Linked DNA regions of Homo sapiens: region 1 is linked to region 2. A link is a loop called in an ENCODE intact Hi-C map of the cell type or tissue named here. Cell type or tissue: PC-3. All regions are shown on one strand. Each heading gives the region's core, and the rest is flanking DNA. Links, peaks and the distances in the headings are about the cores only. Region 1 has its middle 21 kb from the start of PKP2. Region 2 overlaps PKP2 (plakophilin 2).

What was found. Peaks named below come from ENCODE experiments on the same cell type or tissue, not always from the same donor. Only the 100,000 strongest peaks of a DNase experiment are listed, where the experiment ranks them.
Region 1: a loop joins it to region 2, with 7 times the contacts of the local background. A loop is called at or near these places in 6 of 110 quality-filtered maps.

The regions. Positions count from the first base shown.
Region 1 is chr12:32,909,912-32,925,319 of GRCh38, forward strand. No RefSeq gene overlaps it. Among named protein-coding and RNA genes, the nearest start is that of PKP2, 21 kb to the left of the region's middle. In PC-3, for the core only: CTCF peaks have their summits at 9,446 (motif pointing left) and 9,647; DNase peaks (open chromatin) are centred at 7,330, 7,430 and 9,770; H3K27ac peaks cover 2,461 bases.
Region 2 is chr12:32,857,953-32,873,360 of GRCh38, forward strand. It overlaps PKP2 (plakophilin 2), which reads right to left. Exons shown (of 13, transcript NM_001005242.3): 4 at 10,975-11,110. It also overlaps the pseudogene RPL35AP27. Among named protein-coding and RNA genes, the nearest start is that of PKP2, 31 kb to the right of the region's middle. RefSeq lists a silencer at 13,100-13,300. In PC-3, for the core only: no CTCF peak of the experiment used is centred there; a DNase peak (open chromatin) is centred at 6,979; H3K27ac peaks cover 1,372 bases.

The sequences.
Region 1 (15,408 bases), core at 2,524-10,523, 52 kb after region 2:
AGTCTATTTGTCATCTCTGGAATGGGCTGGAAGAAAAAGAAAGTGGAGATGGATTGACAAACTAAGAGACCACAGGTACAGTGTAGGAATTATGGGATCAAAAAGAGAATTCAGGGCTCTAGAGCCTGTGTTTCCTCAGCCAGATACAGAGGAGGGAATGGTAGCAAAAGCACTTGTTATATAGGGTGGATGTTTAGCACCATTCATAAGACCCCTGAAAAGTTTGGTTGTTTAGAAGGTAAAGACTGCTTCTTTGGCCAGGTGTGGGGGCTCACGCCTGTAATCCCACCACTTTGGGAGGCTGAGGCAGGTGGATCACCTGAGGTCAGGAGTTTGAGACCAGTCTGGCCAACATGACAAAATCCTGTCTCTATACTAAAAATACAAAAATTAGCTGGGTGTGGTGGAATGCATCTGTAATCCCAGCTACTCAGGAGGCTGAGGAGAATTGCTTGAACCCAGGAGGCGGAGGTTGCAGCAAGTGGAGATGGTGCCACTGCACTACAGCCTGGGCAAAAGAGCGAGACTGTCTTAAAAAAAAAAAAAAAAAGACTGCTTCTTTTAGGCTGGGCGTGGTGGCTCACACCTGTAATCTTACACTTTGGGAGTCAGGCAGATTGCTTGAGCCCAGGAGTTTGAGAGTAGTCTCAGCAACATGGCGAAACCACATCTCTAAAAAAAGTAGAAAAAAATTAGCTGGGCATGGTGGCGTTCCCCTATAGTCCCATCTGCTTGGGAGGCTGAGAAGAGAGGATCCCTTCAGCTGAGGGAGGATCGTTTCAGCCTCGGGGACATTGAAGCTTCAGTGAACCATGATAACACCATTGTACTGCAGCCTGGGTGACAGAGTGGGACCCAGTTTCAAAAAAAAAAAAAAGACTACATCTTTTCCCTTCTTAGTCTCAGTCTCCTATAGGTCTTAACACAAGCAACTCTTGTAATACAGACGAATTGTGGATCTATGTAATATATGTAAATTAACTGATAGAAGACAGCTTTTCAACTGATTTTCTTGGGAATTCCAAATTTCTAGTCCTGTTCTTAAAAAGATATTCCTGTATACATTTTTCTAGCTAGTCTATAAATTTAAATTAATGGTTTTAAAATCATGGTCCACAGACTTTTAGGGATTTCTGAGACCCTTTCAGAGAGTTCTGCAAAGTAAAACTATTTTCATAATAATACAGAGACTTTATCTACCTTTTTCCCTGTGTTGACATTTGCCCTGATGATAAAAAGCAATGGTGGGTAAAATTGCTAGCAATGAACTAGTAGTTATTGTATTCTTCATTGTCATATCCTTGCAGTAAAAAAGGAGATACCAGTTTTATTTAGAGTTGTCCTTGATGGAACCATAAAAATTATTAATTTTGTTAAACCTTGACCCTCAAGTACATACCTTTTAAAAATTCTAGGCCGGGCGTGGTGGCTCACACCTGTAATCCCAGCACTTTGGGAAGCCGAGGCAGGTGGATCACCTGAGGTCAGGAGTTCCAGACCAGCCTGGCCAATATGGTGAAACCCTGTCTCTACTGAACATACAAAAATTAGCCAGGCATGGTGGCGGGCACCTGTAGTTTCAGCTACTCAGGAGGCTGAGGCAGGAGAGTCGCTTGAACCCGGGAGGCAGAGATTACAGTGAGCCGAGATCGTGCCATTGCACTCCAGCCTGGGCAACAAGAGTGAAACTCCGTGTCAAAACTAAAAAATATTCTATATGATGAATTTAGAATTACACATGAATTACTTCTGCTGCACTTAGAAGTGTGAGGATTGTTTTGAGAAGCATTCGTGCAATGTTTGAGTTCTAAGTGAAACTAGCACCTTTGTTCATTTGATATCAATTTTTACTTGTAAGAATGACTGACACAATACAGTTATTCAGGCTTGGGTAACTGGCAGGTATTTTCTTGAAAATTAGTGAATTAAGCATGTCAATTCAAGGATATCAACTACAAATATTTGTTACAAATTGCAAGATTCAAGGTTTTAGGTAAAAAATTAGAATTTTGGAAAACATGTGTCTTAGTCCATTTTGTGTTGCTATAAAAGAATACCTGAAACTAGGCAATCCATGAAGAAAAGAGGTTTATCTAGCTCATGGTTCTGCAAGCTGAGAACTCCAAAGGCATGGCCCTGGCTTCTGGTAAGGGCTTTCACGTTGGATCACAACATGGTGAAGAAGGTCAAAAGGTAAGCAGACCTGTATAAAGAGGGGAAAATCTGATTGTTGTCCTGTTTTTTTTTTTTTGAGACGGAGTCTTGCTCTGTCACCCAGGCTGGAGTGCAGTGGCACGATCTCGGCTCAATGCAAACTCCGCCTTCTGGGTTCATGCCATTCTCCTGCCTCAGCCTCACGAGTAGCTGGAACTACAGGCACCTGCCACCACGCCCAGCTAATTTTTTGCATTATTTAGTAGAGACGGGTTTTCACTGTGTTAGCCAGGATGGTCTCGATCTCCTGACCTTGTGATCTGCCCACCTTGGCCTCCCAAAGTGCTGGGATTACAGGCGTGAGACACCACACCCGCCCTGTCCTAGTTTTATAATAACACTTTCTCACAAGAATTACTACATTCCCAAGAGGACTAATCCAGTCTCTTAAGAGTGAGAACCTACTCACTACTGGGAAAACAGTCCAAGCCATTCATGAAGTATCTGTTCCCATATCCCAAATACCTCCCAGTATGCCCTGCCTCCCAGCGCTGCCACATTGGGAATCAAGTTTTAACATGAGTTTTGGTGGGGACAGGCAAACAACATCCAAACCATAGCAACATGTATCTATCACCACTGTGACCTGGAATGCTCAGCTTCCCATATTTTTCTTTTTTTTTTTTTTTTCTTTTTTGAGACAGAGTTTTGCTCTTGTTGATCAGGCTGGAGTGCAATGGCGCGATCTTGGCTCACTGCAACCTCTGCCTCCCGGGTTCAAGCAATTCTCTTGCCTCAGCCTCCTGAGTAGCTAGGATTACAGGCATGTGCCACCACGCCCAGCTAATTGTGTATTTTTAGTAGAGACGGGGTTTCTCCATGTTGGCCAGGCTGGTCTTGAACTCCCAACCTCAGGTGATCTGCCCGCCTTGGCCTCCCAAAGTGCTGAGATTACAGGCATGAGCCACCATACCCAGCCAGCTTCCCATATTTTTCTAATGAGATTAATGGTTGTATTAACAAATATGATTTTTTTGCCATTGTATAATATATGTATCAACATGTGGAGGAGACACATAACTCAAGGTAACAACATCTATAATGTTATGATCATGCATGATTGAAAGATCTATTCAAAGTGCAAAGTAGACAGATAGATTTTAATGTAATTGATTAAGAAAACTTAATATAGTTTCAGATTCCACATTACAAGCAACCTTTTTTTTATTCTTTAGATAGAGCTCACGCTGTTGCCCAAGCTAGACTGCAGCAGTGTGATCTCGGCTCACTGCAACCTCCACCGCTTGGGTTCAAGGAATTCTCCTGCCTCAGCCTTCCGAGTAGCTGGGATTATAGGTGTGTGCCACCACACCTGGCCAACTTTTGTATTTTTTGTAGAGATAGGGTTTTACCATGTTGGCCAGGCTGGTCTTAACTCTCGACCTCAAGTGATCTGCCCTCTTTGACCTCGCAGCTTACTGGGATTACATGTGTGAGCCACTGTGCCCTGCCACAACCAGCCTTTAAGATTCTTCTATCTGTTGAGTTTTCATGTAACATTAAAGCAAATGCCCACATTATCTGAAAAGGCTATAAAGCTACTTCTCCCTTTTCCAACTACCTCTTATACTATTGCATTGAGGATTAGGTTTCAACCTATGAATTTTGAGGGGATGCAAACATTCAGACTATAGCAGGTATATGCCGAAAAGAACTGAAAAATGATAGTCAAACAAATACATAAGCACGTCTTTTTTTTTTTTTTTTTTGAGACAGGGTCTCACTCTGTTGCCCATGCTGGAGTGCAGTGGCATGATCATGGCTCACTGCAGCCTTGACCTGTCAGGCTCAGGTGACTCTCTCACCTCAGCCTCTTGGGTAACTGGGATCACAGGTGTGTGCTACCAAGCCTGGCTAATTTTTTTGTATTTTTTGTATAGATGGGGTTTTGCCATGTTACCCAGGCTGGTCTCAAACTCCTGAGCTCAAGTGATCCACCCACCTTGGCCTCCCAAAGTGTTGGGATTATAGGTATAAGCCACCACGCCCGGCCCTCACATGTCACAGCAACACTATTTACAATAGCCAAAAGGTGGAGACCCAAATATCTATCAACAGATGAATGGATAAACAAATTGTGATATATACATACATTAGAATATTATTCAGCCATAAAAAGAAATGAAGTACTGATATATGCTATAACATGGATGAACCTTGAAAACATTGTGCTAAGTAGATGAACCAGACACAGAAGTTAGGAGATATGGTTTGGCTGTGTCCCCAGCCAAATCTCATCTTGAATTGTACTCCCATAATTCCCACGTGTTATGGGAGGGAATCGGTGGGAGATAATTTGAATCATAGGGATGGTTTCCCCCATACTGTTCTTGTGGTAGTGAATAAGTCTCATGAGATCTGATGGTTTTATCAGGGGTTTCTGCTTTTGCATCTTCCTTATTTTCTCTTGTTGCCATGATGTGAGAAGTGCCTTTTGCCTCCTGCCATGATTCTGAGGCCTCTCCAGCCATGTGGAATTGTAAGTCCAATTAAACCTCTTCTCTTTCTCTTCCCAGTCTTGGATATATCTTTATTAGCAGCGTGAAAATGTACTAATATGGTAAATTGATACCAGTAGAGTGGGGCATTGCTGAAAATATACCCGAAATTATGCAAGTGACTTTGAAACTGGGTCACAGGCAGAGGTTGGAACAGTTTGGAGGGCTCAGAAGAAGATAGGAAAATGTGGGAAAGTTTGGAACTTCCCAGAGACTTTCCCAGAGACTTGTTGAATGGCTTTCACCAAAAGTCTGATAGCGATATGGACAATAAGGTCCAGGCTGAGGTGGTCCCTGAAGGAGATGAGGAACTTGTTGGGAACTGGAGCAAAGGTGACTCTTATATGTTTTAGCAAAGAGACTGGTGGCATTTTGCCCCTGCCCTAGGGATTTGTGGAACTTTGAACTTGAGAGAGATGATTTAGGGTATCTGGTGGAAGAAATTTCTAAGCAGCAACGCATTCAAGAGGTGACTTGGGTGCTGTTAAAGACATTCAGTTTTATAACGGAAGTGGAGCATAAAAGTTCAAAAAATTTGCAGCCTGACAATGTGATAGAAAAGAAAAACCCATTTTCTGAGGAGAAATTCAAGCCACCTGCAGAAATTTGCATAAGCAACGAGATGCTGAATGTTAATCACCAAGGCAATGGAGAAAATGTCTCCAGGGCATGTCAGAGGTCTTCACGGCAGCTCCTCCCATCACAGGCCTGGAGGCCTAGGAGAAAATGGTTTCATGGGCTGGGCCCATGAAACTTAGGCTGTTTGCAGCCTAAGGACTTGGTGCCCTTTGTCCAAGCTGCTCCAGCCATGGCTGAAAGGGACCAACGTAGAGCTTGGGCTGTGGCTTTAGAGGGTGCAAGCCCCAAGCCTTGGCAGCTTCCACATGATGTTGAGTCTGTGAGTGCACAGAAGTCAAGAATTGGGGTTTGGGAACCTCTGCCTAGATTTCAGAAGATGTATGGAAATGCCTGGATGCTCAGGCAAAAGTTTGCTGCAGGGGCAGGGCACTCATGGAGAACCTCTGCTATGGCAGCGCAGAAGGGAAATGTGGGGTCAGAGCCCCCACAGAGAGTCCCTACTGAGGTACCACTTAGTGGAGCTATGAGAAGAGGGCCACCATCCTCCAGACCTCAGAATGGTAGATACACTGACAGCTCGCACCATTCACCTGGAAAAGCCACAGACACTCAATGTTAGCCCTTGAAATTAGCTGGGAGGCTGTACCCTGCAAAGCCATAGAGGCGGAGCTGCCCAAGACCACGGGAACCCACCTCTTTCATCAGTGTGACCTGGATGTGAGACTTGGAGTCAAAGGAGATCATTTTGGAGCTTTAAAATTTGACTGCCCCACTGGATTTTGGACTTGCATGGGCCCTGCAACCACTTTGTTTTGGCCAATTTCTCCCATTTGGAACAGCTGTATTTACCCAATATCTGTACCCCTACTGTATCTAGGAAGTAACTAGCTTGCTTTTGATTTTACAGACTCACAGGGGGAAGGAACTTGGCTTGTCTTAGGTGAGACTTTGGACTGTGGACATTTGGGTTAATGCTGAAATGAGTTAAGGCTTTGGGGGACTGTTGGGAAGGCATGATTGGTTTTGAAATGTGAGGACATGAGATTTGGAGGGGCCGGGGTGGAATGATATGATTTGGCTCTGTGTCCCCACCCAAATCTCATCTTGAATTGTACTCCCATAATTCCCACGTGTTGTGGGAGGGACCTGGTGGGAGATAATTGAATCCTGGGGGTGGTTTCCCTCATATTGTTCTTGTGGTAGTAAGAATAAGTCTCACGAGACCTGATGGTTTTATCAGGGGTTTCTGTTTTTATATCTTCCTCATTTTCTCTTGCTGCCTCCATGTAAGAAGTGCCTTTCACCTCCAGCCATGATTGTGAGGCCTCCCCAGCCATGTGGAACTGTCCAGTGAAACCTCTTTTTCTTCCCAGTCTCGGGTATGTCTTTATCAGTAGTGTGAAAATGGACTAATACAGTCATATATTGTATGATTCCATTTATATGAAACATCTGGAATAGGTAAACCCATAGAGACAGAAAGCAGATTGGTGGTTGCCAGGGGCTGGAGGGGAAGGGAATGGGGAGTGACTGTTCAATGGGTATAGGGTTTCCTTTTGGGGTGATAAAAAACAGTTAGGAACTAGTTAGATGTGGTGGTTGTACAACACTGTGAGTGTAATTATGCCATTGAATTAAGACTGTTAATTTTATGTTATATAAATGTCACCTCAATTAAAAAAAAATCACAGCTGGATGATCACCAGATATAGGCCCTAGCACTCGGCAGGGATTCAGAATTTCTTTTTCGGTTTTACTCAAGTAAGCAAAATGAACAATATCTGTTTTCTTTCTGTTGGCAGTGTTTCGAGTATCTGGTGCTAGTATAATCATTATTTTGGCTATTATCAGACTTAGCAATGCAATTTTTGCTTTGATATTCTTCCCAGTTGTTGTGTCAGGAAGAAGGCAGAATTAGGCAGTGTGCTAAAATCAAATCAGTATTTCTTACATAAATGATTGGTTGGGTGAGTCTGTTTTTAGTCACCCATCTCCTTTGAAGTCTGAAAGCAGGCAAGAAATTTGAGATTGTTGACATTTCCTACAGAAGAGCTAAAATGTACTGTTATTGAAAGACTACAAGATTTATCAAACAAAAATACATCAACTTCAACACCTTCAATTTATTATCCAAAGGTGGGGGTCACTTATTGGGTTCTTTGTCCAATGTACAGGTTGTTCTGTCCCTCACTCCCAGCAAAATATTGTGAAATATCTTAAGTTTATTGGATTATTAAAGGGCAGTTGGCTTACAGTTCTGTGGTTTGCCCCTGGCTTTTCTTCCCTAGCAACCAAAAACAATACTACTCATCAAGAAGATTGCATCTTATGTCATTACATAGAGCTTTTTTTTTTTTTTTTTTTTTTTTTTTTGGAAACAGGGTATCACTCTATTGCCCAGACTGGAGTAGTGGCGTGGCATGATCTCAGCTCACTGCAACTTCGGCTTCTAGGGTTCAAGCAATTCTTGTGCCTCAGGCTCCCAAGTAGCTGGGACTACAGGTGCACACCACCATGCCCAGCAAATTTTTGTATTTTTTGGTAGAGATGGGGTTTCACCATGTTGGCCAGGCTGGTCTTGAACTCCTGACCTCAAGTGATCACCCACTCGGCCTCCTAAAATGCTGGGATTACAGGTGTGACCCACTGCACCCGGCCATTATATAGAGCTTTTTATATTTAACTTTTAGTCTAATTTTCCTTGAAGTCTGCACACTGGACAATTAATTGGTCAGCAGCAAGGTGATAGTTCTAGTGAGACAAAGCAGCATCTAGAGGAGAGAGTGAAAACCAGACAAGGTATTTGCATTAGTATTTCAGACTTTAAGACTGAGTTAATTAAGGGTGGAGTGGCATTATTTTGGCTTAAATTTCTTCATCTGTAAAGGTGTGTTAATGGTACTATCCACATAGAGTTTTGTGAAAAAATATGTGTATGTGAAATGTTTTATATAGAATCAGGCATATAATTGGCCAACAAAGGATGTTTTTTGTTTTTTAATGAGGAATAATGCTGCTGATGAGCAACTAAGATAGTGCTCATCATAGAAGAGAGAATCAAATAACAAAGGGATGTGAGGCCAGCTCAGTTTTCCTTCAGTTAGAAAATAGACATGTAAGTAAAGCATAATATATAATTATTGTTATGAAGCGAGTATACACTATATAATAATTAAGGAAGAGAAAAATAAAGAGGTGACATGAAGAAAAGAAGGTGAAAGAAAGAAGGGATGAGTGAAGGATAGTGTACATCCAAAACTTCATTTTGAGTGACATGTGAGGATGTGAAAATATAAAATTGTTGGGTTTTATAGAATCAGAGAGGTCAGCTTTCATTCTCTAATATTATAAATTAAGAGAGATGTAGGGCAAAGTAGAACAGAGATTTCTCAACCTCACTAATATTCAGAATCACTTTGAGAAACTTATAAAAATATAAATGCCTGTACCCCACCCCAGTGACTCTGATTCTTAGTTCCAGGGTGGAATCCAGTGATCTGTGTGTTTAAAAAGATCCTTAGATGAATTTTGATGCAAATCTACATTTGAGAATGGCAGAAATGGGCCCTAAATGTTTGCCTGTGTCCAGTAGTATCTGTTCAGCCCCTTCTTGTAATTCTCCTCTCTCTACAGAGCAAGAAAAAGAAACATGATGGAATAACCCAATTTAAAATTGAAGCCGGGTGTGGTGGCTCATGCCTGTAATCCCAGCATTTTGGGAGGCCGAGGCCGGAGGATCACCTGAGGTCAGGAGTTCTAGACCAGCCTGACCAACATGGCAAAACCCTGTCTCCACTAAAAATACAAAAATCAGCCGGGCGTGGTGGCGGTTGCCTGTAATCCCAGCTGCTCAGGAGGCTGAGGCAGGACCCAGGAGGCAGAGGTTGCAGTGAGCTGAGATTGCGCCCCTGCACTCCAGCCTGGGTGATAGAGCAAGACTCAGTCAAAATAAAATAAATAAATAAAATAAAAGAAAATAAAATAAAAGATTACCTTTTAAAAAATCCATGAAAATATATAACATTATTCCCCTTGTTTTTCTTTTCCTGCGACTGATTTAGGAGGGCACCGGCTTCTTTTCTCCTCTGAAGTGGGGGCTGAGCTACAGCAGTGACACCAAGTGGTGGTTTTAGGGGATTCTCCTTTTCATTTGAAACTTTGTGATTTTTAAATGACTGAAATAAGATGTCGTTTGCCTTCTTTCTCTTTCCCATCAGTTAGAGCATGTATTCTTCAGTTCTTGCATACCTCATTCACCAGAAATGCTAAAAGAATGAAGAAAACAACAAACAGGATTTGACCCTGACATTTGATCTTTTTGAGTGCTTCCAATATAAACACCTTTGTTTAGTTGTTTCTAGGACCAGGTGGTTTCAGTGAATTCAAAGAGAGCCTAAACTAAACTCTACATGCTAAAACTATGATAATGATGATGAAACTGTCAGTGCATTTAAAGTTATATGACTCATAAAAAGAGAGTACTGTGAACTTAAAAGTAAGAATGCTGCAGACTGATGCCAAGAAAACTCAATGAGTCTGTGATGAAGGTCGAGACTCCCTTCATAACCATCTGCGGTGAGCTAAAACTTAGGTATCCAAAGAATAACAATGCTTAAGATGTCTTGCTTAGGAAAAAAAAAAGTAAAAGTAGGTTTGGAAAGTTCGTGTCTTAGTTTGGGCTGCTATAACAAATTACTATAGACTGGGTGGCTTATAAGGAAAAGCAATTTATTTCTCGCAGTTCTGGAGCTGGGAAGTCCAAAATCAAAGGACTGGTGTCTGGTGAGGGCCTGCTTCCTCACAGACAGGGCAGATAGGGCCATGAGTTATCTGTTGTCTCCTTTCTGTTAATTGTAATTTTTTGGTTTTTAATTATTTTTGAAAAAATAGAGATGGGGTCTCACTATGTTGGCCGGGTTGGTCTGGAACTTCTGATCTCAAGCAGTCCTCCTGCCTTAGCCTCCCAAAGTGCTAGGATTACAGGTGTGAGCCACCATGCCTGGCCTGGAGTCTCTTTTATGAGGGCACTAATCTCATTCATGGGGCCTCTTCCTTCATGACTCCAGCCCAGGCTGGAGTGTAATGATGTGATCTTGGCTCACAGCAAACTCCGCCTCCCGGGTTCAAATGATTCTCCTGCCTCGGCCTCCTGAGTAACTGGGATTACAGGTGCCTGCCACCACGCCCAGCTAATTTTTGTTTTTTTTGTAGAGACGGGGTTCACCATGTTGCCCAGGCTGGTCTTGAACTCCTGACTTCAGGTGATCCACCTGCCTCGGCCTCCTAAAGTGCTAGGATTATAGGCGTGAACCACCGTGCCAGGCCTACTTTCAGGATTTTTACCTTATAATAGCATTCATCAAAGATGTCTTTAAACGGCAATTTCACCAGTACATTTATACTATGACTAAGTTCATAAATATTTGATATACAAACTTTTAAGAAATACATTTGCTAAGTAACATGGACACACCCAAATTACAAACAAAAGAGAAGAGGAAGTTAGGCTATTAACGGACATGTAGACAAGAGAAGTATATGTAGTTATGCAGAGGAAGAACAATCAATTATAAAGAAAAGCGCACAGAGGAAATGGGATTACCGTTGGTTCCAGGGACCATCATTGTGTAGGTGGAACCAACAGATTTGGTTAAGGACACTCTGCTGAAGACAATGCAGCTAGATTAGCCACTAATCACAGGCTAGTGTGGGAACTACAGGACATATTCCTCAATGCCCGAGAAATGTTGGTTGCTTTTCCTCCTCGTGTTTCTCAAATGTCATTTTACTTACCTTTTATTCATTATATCTGTCCTATGCTTCTACAATCTGAACATAAAATGAAATGTTTTATTTTATTTTATTTTTGAGACAGAGTTTCATTCTTGACGCCCAAGCTGGAGTGCAGTGGTGCAATCTCGACTCACTGCAACCACCGCCTCCCGGGTTCAAGTGATGCTCCTGCCTCAGCCTCCCAAGTAGCTGGGATTACAAGCATGTGCCACCACACCCGGCTAATTTTTAAAAATATTTTTGTAAAAACAGGGTTTTACCATGTTGGCCAGGCTGGTCTCAAACTCCTGACTTCAGGTGATCCACCTGCCTGGGCCTTCCAAAGTTCTGGGATTACAGGCATGAGCCACTGCGCGTGGCCCTTCATTTTAAATCGTAGCTTTTACCACCTTCTATATGGGGGAAATAACTAGTCCTCAGTTTATTTCCTTAATGCTTACTAATTTTATGTCACCATTGGTTGGCAGATACATTTTAGAAAACTGTGAAGAGAAAAATTTGTATAGACACTAAAAACAGCAGTCAGCTGATCTGGTGGGCCGTGGACTTGCTGCTGTAGACAATGGAATGATCAGAAATAATAAACAGGGCGAGAACTTTATCTATTTTTGAGCTGAATGTTCTAACATTTATGAATGACTAAGTGATGAGGCATCAATCTAAAATGCCTCTGCATTTCACATTAGTATGTGAAAAACTGGTAGGGATTAATGAATATTTTTCTTTAGCTTCTGAGTAAGAAACAGTTCCAAAATGAGGAAAGAATACCTGGCTTTGCCTTAAACTGAGTGTTCCTAACTCTGAAACTCTGGGAACTTTATAAATCCCTAAGACATTGTTTAAAAGCCCCAAATAAGAGGACTGAGTTTTCACTTTTACCCAATTAGATGCTAAAGTGGATTGAACAAAATGACATATTCTTGGATTATAGACTGGAGCATAAAAATTTATATCATAGCCAGTAATGACTGTCCTTTTGCCAAGCCATTGTACTCCTACCCCCTCTACCCCCATGACCCACGAGTGTTTCTTAAGCACCCACTAAACATGAGAGAAAGCAGCAAGGGTAGACTGGGAGCACATTGTGGACGGCTTGATATTTTCTTCAGCAATAAACGGAAGTTGTCAAGAAAACAAAAGACACCATCAGGCCTGTGCTTTGGGAAGACGTAACTGGCAGTGGTGTGTAAGACATACTGCTGGAGGATGAGGCCGAAGGTAGGGAGACTGGGAAATGCCATGGCTGATAAAATGGAAAGGAGGGTAGAAATTGCGAAGTGTGGCTTCTGTGAACTACTGCTGTCTTTTATTGTTTTAATTTAGAAAGAATGAATGCTCAAAAAATAGTTAGTTGAGGCTGGGTGTGGTGGCTCACGCCTGTAATTCCAGCACTTTGGGAGGCTGAAGCAGGCGGATCACCTGAGGTCAGGAGTTTGAGACCAGTCTGACCAACATGGTGAAACCCCATCTCTACTAAAAATACAAAAATTAGCTGGGCGTGGTGGCACGTGCCGGTAATTCCAGCTACTCAGGAGTCTGAGACAGGAGATCTCTTCAACCCAGCAGGTGGAGGTTGCAGTGAGCCGAGATCATGCCATTGCACTCCAGCCTGGGCAACAGAGTGAGACTCTGGCTCAAAAAAAAAAGTTAGTTGAATGCATACTGGTTATTTGTTGAGGGGAGGAAACAAAGATGATGGTGAAGTTTCAAGTCTTAACAGCTAGGCGTATTAGTCAGGGTTCTCTAGAGGGACTAATAGGATAGATGTATATATGAAAGGGAGTTTGTTAAGGAGTATTGACTCATACCATCACAAGGTGAAGTCCCGCAACAGGCCATCTGCAAGCTGAGGGATAAGGAAGCCAGCTGGAGTCCCAAAAACCTTAAAAATAGGGAAGCCAATAGTACAGCCTTTAGTTTGTGGCTGAAGGCTCAAGAGCCCCTGGCAAACCACTGGTGTAAGTCCAAGAGTCCAAAACCTGAAGAACGTGGAGTCCAATGTTCGAGGGCAGGAAGCATCCAGCAAGAGAGACTCAGCCAGTCCAGTCCTTCCAAGTTCCTCTGCCTGCTTTTATCCTAGCTGCACTGGCTGCTGATTAGACAGTGCCCACCCCGGTTGAGTGTGGGTCTGCCCTCCTAGTTTACTGACTCAAATGTTAATTTCCTTTGGCAACACCGTCACAGGAACAATACTTTGCATCCTTCAGTCCAATCAAGTTGGCAGTCAATATAAACCATCACACTGGGTTAAGCCCAAACTCGTTCTGTGTCCATCAACATTTGGTCCTTCTCTTGACTTTGCTAAAATTGTCTATGACTCATGCTTCCCTCAGTTTCTTAGGAAAACTCAGGCTCAAAATCTTGATGCAATGGTTCATTTCTTTTCTCCCTCTCTTGCCTTCTACAACAAGTTCCCAAGTTTTGTTCTCTTGATTGGGCAGTAGCAACGACTTCCTAATTGGTCAGGGCCAACACATAGTTTTATTTCACCTTTAACCTTTCTCACATACTACTGACACTTCAATTTTAATCTTAAAATCATAACTTTGAACAATTTTTTTTTTTTGAGACGGAGTCTCGCTCTGTCACCCAGGCTGGAGTGCAGTGGCACAATCTCTGCTCACTGCAACCTCCACCTCCTGGGATTCTCCTACCTGAGCCTCCCAAGTAGCTGGGACTACAGGCGCCCACCACCACGCCCAGCTAATTTTTTTTGTGTGTTTAGTAGAGACAGGATTTCACTGTGTTAGCCAGGATGGTCTCGATCTCCTGACCTCATGATCCACCCGCCTTGGCCTCCCAAAGTGCTGGGATTACAGGCGTGAGCCACTGTGCCTGGCCAACTTTGAACAATTTTAAAAAATTTTTATTTTAAGCTCAAGGGTACACGCGCAGGTTTGTTGTACAGATTATTTTGTCACCCAGGTATTAAGCCTAGTACCCATTAGTTGTTTTTCCAGATTTATCTACCTCCTCCCAACCTCCACCCTCCGTTAGGGCCTAATGTCTCTAACTACCATGCTGCGTTTTGATTAAAAGGTTACTGTCCACTGTATTTTATTTTTTTCAGGTGAGAAAGAAACATAAGAAGCAGTTGAGGGACCAGGAACCGGGTCCTCTAGGGATGAGGAGGCATTCTGTTGGATGGTTTTGCAAAATGTTTCCTCCAGAGTCATCTGCCTCATTAACAATGTTTTTTTCTTCAACTTTTATTTTAAGTTCAGGGATAAATGTGCAGGATATGCGGATTTGTTACACAGGTTAATGTGTGCCATGGTGGTGGCTGCACAGAGCATCCCATCACCTAGGTATTAAGCCCAGCATTCATTAGCTATTCTTCCTGATGCTTTCCCTCTGCCCTCACCAACAGGCCCCACTACGTGTTGTTCCCTGCTATGTGTCCACGTGTTCTCATTGTTCAGCTCCCACTTATATGTGAGAGCATGAGGTGTTTGGTTTTCTATCCCTGCAGTGGTTTGCTGAGGATAATGGCTTCCAGCTCCATTCATGTCCCTGCAAAAGACATGATTTCATTCCTTTTTATGGCTGTATAGTGTTCCACTGTGTATATGTACAACATTTCTTTATCCGGTCTTTCGTTGATGGGCATTTGGGTTGATTCCATGTTTTTGCTGTTGTGAATAGTGCTGCAATGAACATATTCACGCATATATCTTCGTAATAGAAAGATTTATATTCCTTTGGGTATATACCTAGTAATGGGATTGCTGGGTCAAATGGTATTTCTGCCTCTAGATCTTTGAGAAATCACCACACTGTTTTCCACGATGGTTGAACTAATTTACACTCCCACTAACAGTGTTTAAGTGTTCCTTTTTCTCTGCAACCTCACTAGCATCTGTTATTTTTTTGACTTTTTATTAATAGCCATTCTGACTTGTGTGAGATGGTATCTCATTGTGGTTTTGATTTGCATTTTTCTAATGATCAGTGATGTTGAGCTTTTTTTCAAATGCTTGTTTGCGACATGTATGTCTTTTGAAAAGTGTCTGTCTGGCTGGGTGTGGTGGCTCATGCCTGTAATCCCAGTACTTTGGGAGGCTGAGGTGGGCGGATCACCTGAGGTTGGGAGTTCGAGACCAGCCTGACCAACATGGTGAAACCCCGTCTCTACTAAAAATACAAAAATTAGCCAGGCATGGTGGTGCACGCCTATAATCCCAGCTACTCAGGAGGCTGAGGCAGGAGAATCGCTTGAACTCGGGAGGCAGAGGTTGCAGTGAGCTGAGATCACACCACTGCACTCCAGCCTGGGTGACAACGTGAAACTCTGTCTCAAAAAAAAAAAAAAAAGAAAGAAAAT
Region 2 (15,408 bases), core at 2,491-10,490:
TGTGGTGGCTCACGCCTATAACGCCAGCACTTTGAGAGGCTGAGGTGAGAAGACTGCTTGAGCCCAGGGGTTTGTGACCAGCCCTGGGAACACAGGGAGACCCCATCTCTACAAAAAAAAAAAAAAAAAAAAATATATATATATATATATATATATATATATATTTATATATATTTTATATTTATATATATATATATATAAATATATATAAAAGCCAGGCGAGTCCATGCCTGTGGTCCCAGCTACTTGGGAGGCTCCGGTGGGAGGAATGACCCCCAGAGGTCAAGGCTGCAGTGAGCCATGATCACACCACTGCACTCCAGCCTGGGCAACAGAACAACACCCTGTCTCAAACAAACAAACAAAACGCCCCAAAAAACCAGGAATAAAAAAAGATTTAAAGATTTATCTCTGACTAGCTATTAAAGGATCAATATTCAGCCCCATTCCCTTCACCTATATGTATAAAGAATGTTCATCACTAGCTAAATGTCTTCTAAAATCCTTATTCATTCTTCCTACGGAACAAATAGGCAAAGGGTCAGTGAGAAATGCTCCATAATTATACAACTTTTGAAACGGCAAAGTCTAGATGTAGGGATAGGTCTTTTAAAGCAATATCTAAAATATAGACATCGAGATGAAAAATATTTAGTTTGATCTCATAAGAATTTTAAAATCCTGCATGATGAAAGATACAAAAAACAAAGTTAAAAACAACAACAAAAATAAAGCAGGAGAAACTATTTGCCACATATGTAACAACAAATTAATATGTGTAATAGGTAAAGAACTGTAAGTCATTAAGAAAGAGATATATCTTAGTAGAAAAAATACACAATGGATTAAAAATGACAATTCACTGAAGAAATACAAAGTCAAAAACCACACCAAAAGGTGCTCAACTTCATGAATAATTAATGAATTCAAGTGAAAAAAAAATCAGCAGAAGCTCTGTTGTGTGATCCTTACTTGACTGACCTGCAAGGCTAACCAACAACATTCTCTTTTCCCTCTGTGAAACCTCCTTGATTCTCAGAGTACTATCAAAGCTGGTAGGTTACTCTATTTGAGCCTTTGCACTTCTATTTCTACCAGTTGAGTTACATGTTTACCAACAGTAATTTAGGTTTGCTTCCCAGGGTATTTATGTCAATTGTATTTGTTATAATTATGTAATTTACTTACCTATTCTATAAATGGATGAAATATAAGTATAGAAAGAGTACTTATTTCTCTGAAAATTAATTTGATGCTTTGGAAAGACTAGATAAAGGTGAAAAGCTTAAGAGAGCTCTGTAATTAGTGATGGATAGAATTAATGTAAGAGACTAGGATTTGAACTCAGATGAATTAGTTCCATTAAGTTCTCATTCCACTTTAAACTTAAACTAAAAATGGCAGATGATTTATAATGGGCATAGTTTATGCATGCAAGATGATGATAAATTCTATAAAAGCGTTTATTTTATCATTTTAAAAAATATTTTTCTCAGTAACTTTTTTTTTTGTGTGTGTGTGTGTGACAGAGTCTCTCTCTGTTGCCCAGGCTGAAGTACACTGGCATGATCTTGGCTCACTGCAACCTCTGCCCCCTGGGTTCAAGCTATCCTCCTGCTTCTGCCTTCTGAGTAGCTGGGACTACAGGTGCATGCCACCATGCCAGTTAATTCTTGTATTTTTAGCACAGATGGGGTTTCACCATGGTGGCCAGGCTGGTCTTGAACTCTTGACCTCAGGTCATCTGCCTGCCTTGGCCTCCCAAAGTTCTGGGATTACAGGTATGAGCCACTATACCTGGCCCTCAATAACTGTTTGATTGGACAACTATTAGTCTTGATTTCAAATATAAGAAAATTTCTATGATAATGAAATGCCTATTTTTGCTTATCAGATTAACAAAAACAAACAAAAGAATAATACCTTGTGGTAGTAATGGTACATGGAAATGAACACTCTGATAAAATGTTGATGGGAGTGTAAATTTGTACAATTTTTGGGAGGACTTATTGGGGAGTTATTTATCAAAATTAAAAATGACTCGATAGTAACTAACAACTCAACTTACTGCCTGAAACAAAAATTGGACAAAACATACAATGGTTTCAATAACTGAAAATGAGTAAATGATGGATAGCGATCCCTTAGATATCACTGCCTTGGGAGAGTTCCCAGGCTATGGGGCAGTGAGAGAAAACTTAAGTGAAACTCAACAGAGTTGAGGGCACAGAGCTCAGAGTTTGAGAAGACCAAAGGAGCTAATTTTTGCAGAAAAGAGTACCACAGAGAAAAGAGCTGAACAGAAACAGAACTCCTGAGATGTGCAGAGGACCTGCCTGCTAGTATTCAGTAGAGTATTAATTAGTACATGTGGTATGAGGAAACTGTCTGAGGCCAGGGAAATAATCATCCAAAAGGATTTAAGGGAACAGCTCCTCATGTTCACACAGGCCTAGGAACAATGACTATTCTTATCAGCCAGCCAGAAAAATCTCAAAAATTCCTGCTACATTAGATAGAGTTCTCAGAAGTGTCTTGCCTTAAGAAGCAGGGATTAATTATCTCTAGAATAAATGCTGCTCTGGTTCCACTTAACAAATCTTAAAAGTAGAATTTGAGGGCAAGGAGAGGGAAAGCATTAGGACAAATACCTAATGCACGCGGGGCTTAAAACCTAGATGACAGGTTGATAGATGCAGCAAACCACCATGGCACATGTATACCTATATAACAAATGCACACTGCACATGTATCCCAAAGCTTCAAGTAAAATTTTTTTTAAAAAGTAGAATTTGGTCTGGGCGCGGTGGTGCATGCCTGTAGTCCCAGCACTTTGGGAGGCCAAGGTGGACAGATCACGAGGTCAGGAGTTTGAGACCAGCCTGGCCAGCATGGTGAAACCCCATCTCTACTAAAAATACAAAAATTAGCCGGGCATGGTGGCATGCGCCTGTAATCCCAGCTACTTGGGAGGCTGAGGCAAGAGAATCACTTGAACTCGGGAGGTGGAGGTTGCAGTGAGCTGAGATTGTACCACTGCACTCCAGCCTGGGTGACAGAGCAAGACTCTGTCTCAAAACAAACAAACAAACAAACAAACAAAGCAGAATTTGAAAGGATCAAACTGTTTCCAAGCACCTTAACTGCACCCAGAACAAAGCTCAAGAATATTTACAAAAATATCCAGCATCCAACAAGATAAAATTCACAATGCCTAGGAGCCAATAAAAACTGCCAGGCATGCAAAGAAGAAGAAAAATATGACCCATAATATGGAGAAAAACCAATCAATCAAAAGCTACCTAGAATAGACACAGATATTAGAATTAGCAGACAAGGACATTAAGGTAGCAATTTTATCTGTCTTCCATATGTTCAAAAATCTTGAGCAAAGATAGAACATGTTAAATAGAAACATAGAAGACATAAAAACACTGAAATCTAAATTTTAGAGATGAAAACTACAATGTATGAAGAAAAAATACACTGAGTAAGATTAATGGCATATTAAACACATTAATGTATTAATGGCATATTAAACACATATTAAGAGATTAGCAAATGTAAAGCATAGGAATTGAACTTATCTAAAAACACAGAGAAAGAAGACTAAAAAAGAAAGATCTAAAGAAGCCTAACGTGTATGTAATTGTAGTTCCCAAAGGAGGAATAGAAAAACTGTGAAAATTTTCTAATTTTGATGCAAAGTAGAAATTCACAAATCTATGAAGCTCAGTGAACTCCCAAGCACAAAAAACTAAGAGAAACTACACTAAAGCACATGTGACCAAACTGATCAACACCAGTAAGAAAGAGAAAATCTTAAAAGCAGCCAGAGGTGGGAAGAAAAGACTCATGTATGGAGGAAGAAAGATAAGGATGACAGGAGATTTCTTATCTAAAACAATGCAAGTGATGCAAGTGAGAAGACAGTGGAGCAACTTTCTTTCTTTCTTTGAGACAGAGAGAGAGTCTCACTCTGTTGCCCAGGCTGGAGTGCAGTGGTGTGATCTCAGCTTACTGCAACCTTCGCCTCCTGGGTTCAAGCAATTCTCCTGCCTCAGCCTCCTAAGTAGCTGGGATTACAGGCACCCGCCACCACACCTGGCTAATTTTGTATTTTTAGTAGAGACAGGGTTTTACCATGTTGCCCAGGCCGGTCTTGAACTCCTGGCCTCAAGTGATCTGCCCGCCTCAGTCCTCCAAAGGGCTGGGATTACAGGCGTGAGCCACCACGCCGTGGCCAACTTTCAGTACTAATATTTAGAAACTGTTAACCTGGAATTCTAAAGCCAGTGAAAATACCTTTCAAAAGCAAAGATGAAATTCTTTTTCAGACATACAGAAGCTGAAATAATGCAGGTTTGCTGGTGATGAACTAAAATAAATATTTAAAAAAAATTCTTCAGGTAGGCCAGGCATGGTGGCTCACACCTGCAATCCCAGCACTTTGGGAGGCCAAGGCAGGTGGATCACCTGAAGTCGGGAGTTTGAGACCAGCCTGACCAACATGGAGAAACCCCATCTCTACTAAAAATACAAATTAGCCGGGCATGGTGGCGCATGCCTGTAATCCCAGCTACTCGGGAGGCTGACGCAGGAGAATCGCTTGAACCCAGGAGGTGGAGGTTGCAGTGAGCCAAGATCGTGCCATTGCACTCCAGCCTGGGCAACAAGAGCGAAACTCCGTCTCAAAAAGAAAAGAAAAGAAAAGAAAATTCTTCAGATCATCTGGGCACGGTGGCTCACACCTCTAATCCCTGCACTTTGGGAGGTAGATCACTTCAGGAGGACCCAAGTGGATCACTTTGAGAGGCGGGTGGATCCCTTGAGGTCAGGAGTGAAAGACCAGACTGGCCAACATGGCAAAACCCTACCTCTACTAAAAATACAAAAATTAGCCGGGCATAGTGGCGGGCACCTGTAATTCCAGCTATTCGGGAGGTTGAGTCAGGAGAATTGCATGAACACGAAAGGTGGAGGTTGCAGTGAGCTAAGATCGCGCCACTGCATTCCAGCCTGGGTGACAGAGTGAGACTCTGTCTCATAAAGAAATAAAGAAAGAAATAAAGAAGTATTCTTGCCTCGCCATCTTGGATCCTGTGGAGACCGGCTAGGAACGGGACTTCTAAATGTTCTAAATGGAAATACGACTGGAAAGCAGTCTGTAGTCCGAGGCCATTTTTGCTGGCTATAAGTGCGGTCTCCAGAACAAAAGGGAACACATCTCTTCTTAAAATTAAAGGTGTTTATGCCCGAGATGAAACAGAATTCTACTTGGGCAAGAGATGTCCTTATGTATACAAAGCAAAGAACAACACGGTGACTCCTGGCAGCAAACCAAACAAAACCAGAGTAATCTGGGGAAAGGTAACTTGGGCGCATGAACACAGTGGCATGGTTTGTGCCAAATTCCGAAGCAATCTTCCTGCTAGAGCTATTGGACACAGAGTCCGAGTGATGCTGTACCCCTCAAGGATTTAAACTAATGAAACAATAATAAATAAAAGTGGATTCGTAAAAAACAAAACAAAATAAAAATTTTCAGGTAAAGGTAAAGGATCACACTATCTACACAAACAAATAAAGAGCACTGGAGCAACTTAGATCAAATGGACAAATCCCTTGAAAGACTCCCTTGAAAGACACAAATTACCAAAGCTCACTAAAAAAGCCACTGATAGTCTAAACAGCCCCACAGCAGTTCAAGAAACTGAATTTGCAGCTAAGAACCTTCTCACACATAAAAATCTTCAGGCTGAGACGTCTTCACTGCTGAAGTCTACCAAACATTTAAGGAAGAAATAATACCATTTCTAACCAAACTCTTTCAAAAAACTGAAAAGAAGGGAATACTTCCCAGTTCATTCTATGAGACTAGTATTACCCACAACTCAAAATCAGACAGACACTAAAAGTACAGATCATGTCTTTTACACAGACGTAAAATTTCTTAACAAGATTTTAGCAAATCTAGTCATAAAACCTACAAAGTGACAGTACATCATAACCAGGTGGGGTTTATGAATGGAATACCATTTTAAAATCAATCAAGGTAATTTACCATAATGGCAAAATTAAAATTAAAAACCATAAAAATATTTCAATAAATGCATAAAAAGCATCTGACTAAATCCAACATCCATTCGTGATTCAAAAACTCCATTAAAGCAGGAGTAGAAGGGAAGTTCTTCAACTTGATATGGTCATTTATAAAAAACCTACAGGTAGCATAATATTTAAGGGTGAAAGAAAGACTGAATACTTTTGCCCTGGGATCAGAAACAGGATAATATGCCCACGCTCACCACTTCTTTTCAAGATTGTAGGAGAGGTTCTAGCAAGTACTATACACATACACACACACACACACACACACACACACATACACACGTAAATATATATATTATATATATATTATCTATTCTATATACTAGCAATGAACAACCAAAAATAGAAATTAAAAAGTACCATTTATAATAGCATCTGGAAATATGATAAACTTAGGGATAAATCTAAGAAAAGACATGAAAGACCTCTACAGTAAAAACTATAAAACTCTGCTGAGAAAAACTGAAGACCTAAATAGATGTTAACATGTACCATGGTCATGGGTCACAAGACTCAATATTGTTAAGATGTCAATTCTCTCCATATTGATCTACAGATTCAGTGCAATCTCTAACAAAATCCCAGCAATTATTTTTTAAGAAATTGACAAGCTGATTCTAAACTTCAAATGGAACTGCTGAAGTTGTAGAATAGACAAAACTTTGAAAAAGAATAAAATGGATGGACTAACATTACCTACTTTTGAGACTTATAAAACGATAGTAATCAAGACTGTGGAATTTGAATAAGACAGACAAATAGTCTTCATCTTTGCTGAAGACTAATTACTCTGGGATTATTATCTAACATGTCTGTTTCTCTGAATCAGATGATGAGAAGTTGGCCCCTTTCTGGGTGAAGGCTTTTTGAAAGTAGGATGTGGTTGACTTGAGTCATATTTATTTGCACTAGGACGTAAGAATGTTTCACATCCCCAGTTTTCCATGGTATCCTCAAAAAATCAATTTTCTCAAAATTCATTTAGGAAATAATACTTGGGAATAGTAAACATTCAAAAATAATCTTACAGGCTGGGTGTGGTGGCTCACACCTGTAATCCCAGCACTTTGGGAGGCTGAGGTGAGTGGATCACTTGAGGTCAGGAGTTGGAGACCAGCCTAGCCAACATGGTGAAATCCTGTCTCTACCAAAAATACAAAAATTAGCCGGGTGTGGTGGCAGTTGCCTGTAATCCCAGCTCTTCAGAAGGCTGAGGCAGGAGAATCACTTGAAGCCAGAAGGCGGAGGTTGCAGTGAGCCAAGATCATGCCACTGCACTCCAGCATGAGTGACAGAGCAAGACTCCATCTCAGAAAAAAAAAAAAAAAAAAAATCGGCTGGGTGCAGTGGCTTATGCCTGTAATCCCAGCACTTTGGGAGGCCAAGGTGGGCAGATCACTTGAGGCAAGAAGTTCAAGACCAGCCTGGCCAACATGATGAAACCTCGACTCCACTAAAAAAAAAATACAAAAATTAGCCATGTATGGTGACACATGCCTATAATCCCAGCTACTTGGGAGGCTGAGGCAGGAGAATAGCTTGAACCCGGGAGGCAGAGGCTGCAGTGAGGCAAGATTGCGCCACTGCATTCCTGTCTGGAACAGAGTGACTCCGTCTCAAAAAAAAAAAGACAAATAGATCAATAGAACAGAATACACAGTCCAGAAATAGACTCACATATTTGATCAATTCCTTTTCAGCAAAGATACAAAGACAATTTAGCAGTGAAATAAAAGTCTTTGCAACAAATGACACCTGAACAATTAAATTTACATATACCAAAAAAAGGAACTTCAGTCCACATCTTACAATATATAAAAAATTAACCACAAATGGACCATAGAACAACTAAAATATATAACATTTACAAAACTTCTAGGATAAAATATAGATTATCTTCTAACTTTTGAATAGAGAAACATTTCTTGGATACACATGAAAAGCAGAAACCATAAAGGGAAAAAACTGAATAAATTAAATCCCATTAAAATGAAAACCTATTAGGAGAATGAAAAAACAGAGCACAACTGGGAGAAAATATTTTCATATTATATATCTAGAAAAGGTCTTGTATACAGAAAATATTAAAAAACTTACAAAATTCAATAATAAGAAAACAAAACAAAACAAAATGGGCAAAAGAATTGAATACACATTTCACTAAAGAAGATATGTAAGTGGCAAATAAACACATAAAGAGATGTTCTGGCTGGGTGTGGTGGCTCATGCCTGTAATCCCATCACTTTGGGAGGCCAAGGTAGCTGGCTCCTTTGAACTTGGGAGTTGGAGACCAGCTTGGGCAACATGGTGAAACCCCATCTCTACAAAAAATACAAAAATTAGCAAGGTGTGGTAGTGCACCGGTAGGCCCAGCTACTTGGGAGGCTGAGGTGGGAAGATCACTTGAGCCCGAGAGGTGGAGGTTGCAATGAGCCAAAATTGTGCCACTGCACTCCAGCCTGGGCAACAGAGGCAGATCCTTTCTCAAAAAAAAAAAAAAAAAAAAAAAAAAAAAAGTTCAACCCCTTTGTCATTGGGGAAATGCAAATTAAAACCACAGTAAAACACCTGTACAAACTTACAGGCTAACATTAAGGCTCACTATATCAAATGTTAAGATGAGGAGGAACTGGAACTCTCATAAATTGTGAGTGGGAATGTGAAATGGCACAGCTACTTTGTAAAATGGTTTAGCAGTTTCTTAAAAAGTCAAACATACACCTACCATACCATCCAGGCATTTACTCCTAGGTATTTACTGAAGAGAAATAAAAGCACATGTCTACATGAAGACTTGTATACAAATGTTCACGGTAGCTTTATTTGTAATAGCCAAAACTTCTGATTAACACGAAATGGGTGAATCTCAAAAGACTTACTCTGAGTAAAATAATTCAAACCAAAAAAATCTTATATTCTATATGATTCCATTTATATAAAATTCGAGAAAATTCAATCTATAGTGACAGAAACCAGATCATGGCTGAGCATGGTGGCTCACGCCTGTAACCCCAGAACTTTGAGAGGCCGAGGAAGGAGGACTGCTTGAGCCAGGTGTTCCAGACCAGCCTGGGTAACATAGTGAGACCCCCATCTCTACAAAAAATACAAAAATTAGCTGGGCATGGTTGTGTGCGCCTATGGTCCCAGCTACCCAGGAGGCTGGGGTGGGAGGATTGCTTGAGCCCAGAAAGTTGAGGCTGCAGTGAGCTGTGATCACACCACTGCTCTCCAGCCTAAGCGACACAGTGAGACCCTGTCTCAAAACATAGAAAGAAAGCAGATCACTGGTTGTTTTGGGAGGCTGTTCGTAGGTTGAGGGCTGGAGGGATTATATGGATTACACAGGGGCACAAGAAAACGCTGGAGGTAATGGATATATTTGTTATCTTGATTGTGATGATGGTTTTAGTGTCAAACCTGTCAAAACTATGTCAGATTGTACCTCAATAAGGTAGTTAAAAAATCAACCAACAAAACTGATACATTTAGACAACAGAAATCTATGCAGCATCTTAAAAGAATGAGTAAGATTAATACATATTGAAGATTTCCAAGATACGGTATAAAAAAATAAAGTATTATAAGTAGTAAGTTATCATTTATGATTTCATGTTTTAAAAAGGAAACTCAATCAACTGTTTCAACAATTGTTTCTTCGTGTATAAAATATCTCTGGAAAGATAAAAAAATTGATATATGTGTTTGTGTGTGAGAGAGATTGAAAGAGACAGAACAGAGAGAATATATAGGCTGGAGTTTGGAGTAGAAGAGACTTACTTTTCACTGAACACCTTTTTGAGCTGTGATTCCTCCTCCCTCACAAATGTATCACTTTTTAAGACAAATATAAAATAACATATTGATTCCATCTCTGAGGATCTGTCCTACAGGAACAGAAGTGTCAAAACATATATGCACAAAGCAATTCATTGAACAATTGTTACAAATGTTAATGGAATCACTGAATGAAAAAAAGTTGCAAAACCCTTGCCTCTGGGGATGGTTCTAAATGGAGAGGTTGGGGAGACAGGAAAAGAAGAGGGAAATTTGTGTAGTGACTTACTTTCTACATTTCCGAATTGCAGGAAATATTTTTGGTAATGAGTGGCTGTTTTCTTTTAAAGTAAAAGACCTCAATTAAGTTTTTGTTTGTTTTTTCTTCTTCAGGATGAGTCTCGCTCTGTCGCCCAGGCTGGAGTGCAGTGGTGCAATCTTGGCTCACTGCAGCCTCTGCCTCCCGGGTTCAAGCAATTCTCCTGCCTCAGCCTCCCAAGTAGCTGGGGTTACAGGCATGTGCCACCACACATGGCTAATTTTTGTATTTTTTTTTAGTAGAGTTGGGGTTTCATCATTTGGCCAGGCTGGTCTTGAACTCCTTGCCTCAAGTGATCTGCCCACCTTGGCCTCCCAAAGTGCTGGGATTACAGGCGTGAGCCACTGCACCCGGTTGATTTTTTCTTTTCTTTTTTTTCTGAGATGGAGTCTTGTTCTGTCACCCAGGCTGGAGTGCAGTGGCGCGAACTCAGTTCACCGCAACCTCCGCCTTCTGGCTTCAAGTGATTCTCCTGCCTCAGCCTCTCGAGTAGCTGGGATTACAGGTACCTGCCACTGCACCCAACTAATTTTTGTATTTTTAGTAGAGACAGGGGTTCCACCATGTTGGCCAGGTTGGCCTCAAATTCTTGACCTTGTGATCCACCTGCCTCGGCCTCCCAAAGTGCTGGGAATATAGGCGTGAACCACCACGCACGGTCCCAATTTTTAAAAATTTAAATAAATTATTGGTTTCAGTGTGCAAAGTCACCATAATAGAAGTGAAAGTGTGTTGCGCTTTGCAATGGACTGAAGATGACACTCACCCTCTTCCGAGCTTCAGATTTCTGGAAGCACTCGTGCTGTATGAAAGTAGCTGCAGCAGAAATCCTGGATGGCAGCATGTGGTCTGCCTCGAGCATACTCACTGCTCGCTCCAGAGTCATCTCCATGTCTGCATTCCTAGACAAACAGGCACAGATTCAGCCAGATTCCAAACCTCCCTCCTCCTGCCTACCAACCTGGTCCTCCAGAGACGACTCAGCGAATACTGGGAAGCACTAGAACATCTGAACCTTGGCTTTTCTTCAGCCAAAAGAAAAATCAGCACCCAAGATCACAAGGCAGAGGGACTACTGGATAGAAATTCTTCAGCTTTGATCAGATAGAAGACATTGGACGATGTCATTCGATTGAATTATACCATATACCAAAGAAAGAAGCTGAACTTTTAAAAATAAATATGAGGCTGAGGTGGGCGGATCACTTGAGGTCAGGAGTTCAAGACCAGCCTGGCCAACATGGTGAAACCCTATCTCTACTAAAAATAAAAAAAATTAGCTGGGTGTGGTGGTATACACCTGTAATCTCAGGTGTAATACTGTAATACTCAGGAGGCTGAGGCAGGAGAATCACTTGAACCCAGGAGGTGGAGATTTCAGTGAGCAGAGATAGTGCCACTTCACTCCAGTCTAGGAGGAAAAACGAGACTGCATCTCAAAAAAAAAAAAAAGAAAGAAAAAAGATAAATATGTATCCTATGATTCTTACATCTTATAAAAGCAACTTTAAAGGCACAATAAGACTTTTAAAAGAATCCAAAAGAAATCTGTTTACAGAAATTAAAAATTATTTCTAGGCTGGGCACGGTGGCTCACATCTGTAATCCCAGCACTTTGCGAGGGCAAGGCAGGAGGATTGCCTGAGTCCAGGAATTCAAGACCAGCCCTGGCAACATAGTGAGACCCTGTCTTTACAAAAAACAAACAGACAAACAAAATCAGCTGGGTGTGGTGGCATGTGCCTGTAGACCCAGCTACTTGGAAGGCTGAGGTGGGAGGATCGCTTGAGCTTGGGAGGTCAAGGCTGCAATGAGCCTTGGTCACACCACTGCACTCCACCCTGAGCAACAGAGTGAGACTCTGTTTCAAAAACAAACAAACAAAATAATGACTAAAGACATGCTTTAAAGGTAATTTAGGAGTGTTCTTTGGCTTCAAAGAGGGTTATACCTGATTCATTCCAGGTAACATTCCAGACACATTCATTCCAGACACTGGAGACATCCTGAGAAGGAGTTTTCCAATATCTACTAGCAAGCATAGTGAGTAAATACTCTTTTCTATTAGGCTAACCCATGAATACATGCACATGTGTACAGGTGTTAGTGTGTACAGCCTTATGAAGGGTGTGCCTGTGTGTGGGTGGGGGCGGTGCAGGTGGGGTGATAAGGAGTAATGCGCCTCATGACCAAAAACTAATACCCCCTGCTTCTGAAACACGTGTTCAAACACAGAAGGGTTACCTCATAAGTATAAAGGGTATTAAAAGTGAAGCAGAAAATCTCTGGCATCTATACTGAGAATTATATAATGATCTCATATTTTTAATGTGCCTCATGAGTCAATTATAATTAGTAAAAAAAAAATGCAGGCTATTACCACTAAAACTAGAATTTGAGTCACTTTTATCTAATATTTTTATCTAATATTAGAGGATATTACACCTTTTAAAGGAGATGGGAATATTTTACATTCATGGACTGAGGCCTTTACAGAGAAGTCAAAACTCTGTAAGTCTAGTCTCAAGCTCAATGGCAAAGTCTTTGCCAGCCATCACGGTTGTTTTAACTGATGAAAGATCATTCATAAGAACAGCCTTCTGTTATGCAGCTTTTTTTTTAAAAAAAGATTGAGCCATTAATCCATTTCATAAGCCATACATGACTCAGGAAAGTTTGAATTTCCCATCTCTAACACCCACAAATAATTCCACTACTCTAATCCTTTATTTTCCTGAACATGATTCACATAGAAGCTCTGTGTTCACACTTAGGCAATCCAATGCGATTTCACTTTATCACTAAAAAAATTCCTAAACTAAGTGAAGACTTCCTCAGCAAGGTTTACTACAGCTGTCAGGGGGTCAACTTTCTGTTTGACTATCTATCAAGTCCAACTCCATAACACGGCATACATTCTGGCCCAAGTCTGACTCCATTTCCTGTCATCCTCAACCTCTTTTCCTCCCCCTCCTTGGATCTACTACACCCCTCCAATCACACCAGGCTTTTAATCCTTCTCTAAACACTGCCACCTTCTTCACAAGCCACCTTCTTTGACTTTTCCAGGAAGCTTATCATACTACCTAATTCTCACCCATTCTTCAAGACTCAATTCAAGTATCTTCATTTCTTCTTGTTCTTCTTTTTTTAGAGAGACAGTCCTATTCTGTTTCAGGTGTGAGAGTGCAGTGATGTGATCATAGCTCACCATAACCTCAACCTCCTGGGCTCAAGCGATCCTCCCACTTCAGCCTTCTGAATAGCTGGGACTACAGGTGCACGCCACCATACCCGGCTAATTTTTTTTTTTTATTTTTTTTGAGACGGAGTCTTGCTCTGTCACCCAGGCTGGAGTGCAGTGGCACGATCTCGGCTCACTGCAACCTCTGCCTCCCAGGTTCAAGCAATTCTCCTGCCTTAGCCTCCAGAGTAGCTGGGATTACAAGCACCCACCACCACGCCCGGCTAATTTTTCTATTTGTAGTAGAGATGGGGTTTCACCATGTTGGCCAGGCTGGTCTCGAACTCCTGACCTCGTGATCCACCCACCTCAGCCTCCCAAAGTGCTGGGATTACAGGCGTGGGCCACCGTGCCCAGCCACATTTTTAAATTTTTTGTAAAGATGAGGCCTCCCTATATTGCCCAGGCTGGTCTCCAACTCCTTGTCTTAAGCAATTCTCCTGTCTCAGCTCAAATATCTTCATTTCTGTGAAATCTTTTCTGTACCCCATCCCCTAGAACAGCTAGAGCTATTCTTTCCTCTATTCTCCTATAGCATTCCCCCGTTCCAACTCCTTTTCTCTGTCTTCCTCCCTCCTTCTCTCTCTCCCCACTCACTTATAAAACATTTCTTGAAGGCTGCAGAAATGTGTCTTGGGAGATGGCGATGGGCCTGGGCTGGAGGATCAGGAAGAGAAGTTGTTCCCTAGCCCCACTGACCCCTGAACATATTCTCCAGAAGTAAGTCATTTCAACAATTTTTTAAATGATATCAGTATAAATTTAAAAATGTAAGAGAAAGCAGTGTAAACTACCACTGGTCAGAATACGAGACATTACAGGGGGAGAAAAAAACCCAGTAACTTGGCCGGGCGGTGGTGGCTCATACCTGTAATTCCAGCACTTTGGGAGGCTGAGGTGGGTGAAGCACCTGAGGTCAGGAGTTTAAGGCCAGCCTGGCCAACATGGTGAAACCCCGTCTCTACTAAAAATACAAAAAATTAGCTGGGCGTGGTGGCGGGCACCTGTAATCCCAGCTACTTGGGAGGCTGAGGCAGGAGAATTGCTTGAACCTGGGAGATGGAGGTTGCAGTGAGCCGAGATCGTGCCATTGCACTCCAGCCTGGGCAACAAGAGTGAAAGTCTGTCTCAAAAAAAAACAAAACAAAACAACCCAGTAACTTGTGTGCGTGTGTAATCTCCCCGTAGCCAGCATTCCTGCCAACTAACAACACAGCCCTGCCCAGGCTGGTTCCCCTGATATTAGAATATGGCTACACCTCTGAAGGCAAAGCAAACATAAAATGATGAATGGATAGCTCCTACAAGTATTGTCAGACGCTCAGTAAATGCAAATCCCCACAAATATTTTAAAGTAGGATGAAAGCAATGCTTTGGAAAGATGACTCTGGAATGGATATGTGTTTCTTGAAAGAGAGACAGCGTTGAGGGCACTATAAAAGGTTCAGCTGAGGCAAAAAAGCCTTGAACTGGGCTGTTAAAAATGGAAATGGAAAAAAAAGGTAGAGTTGAAAGAGATGAAAAATTAAAGAACTAAAGCAGGTAGTAATTAAGAGGACGTGGAGGGAAGTCAATATGATCTGTTTTCTGCTCTGCAGTGCTCTTGGTCACAAATTTGACTGTCAATCCTAGAGAAGATCCACCCTCTCTGCTTAGTCTCCCTCAACTAATCCCAGAGCACGATGCTCTTGTGGGTTTTGTTTGTTTTGCTTTGAGACAGGGTCTCACTCTGTTGCCCAGGCTGGAGTGCAGTGTCACGATCATGGCTGACTGCAGCCTGGACCTCCCAGGCTCAAGTGATTCTGTTGCCTCAGCCTCCTGAGTAGTTGGGGCTACAGGCATGCACCACCATGCCCAGCTAATTCTTGTACTTTGTAGAAGTGGGGTTTTGCCATGTTGCCCAGGCTGGTTTCAAATTCCTGGGCTCCAGCAATCTGCCAGCCTCAGCCTCCCAAA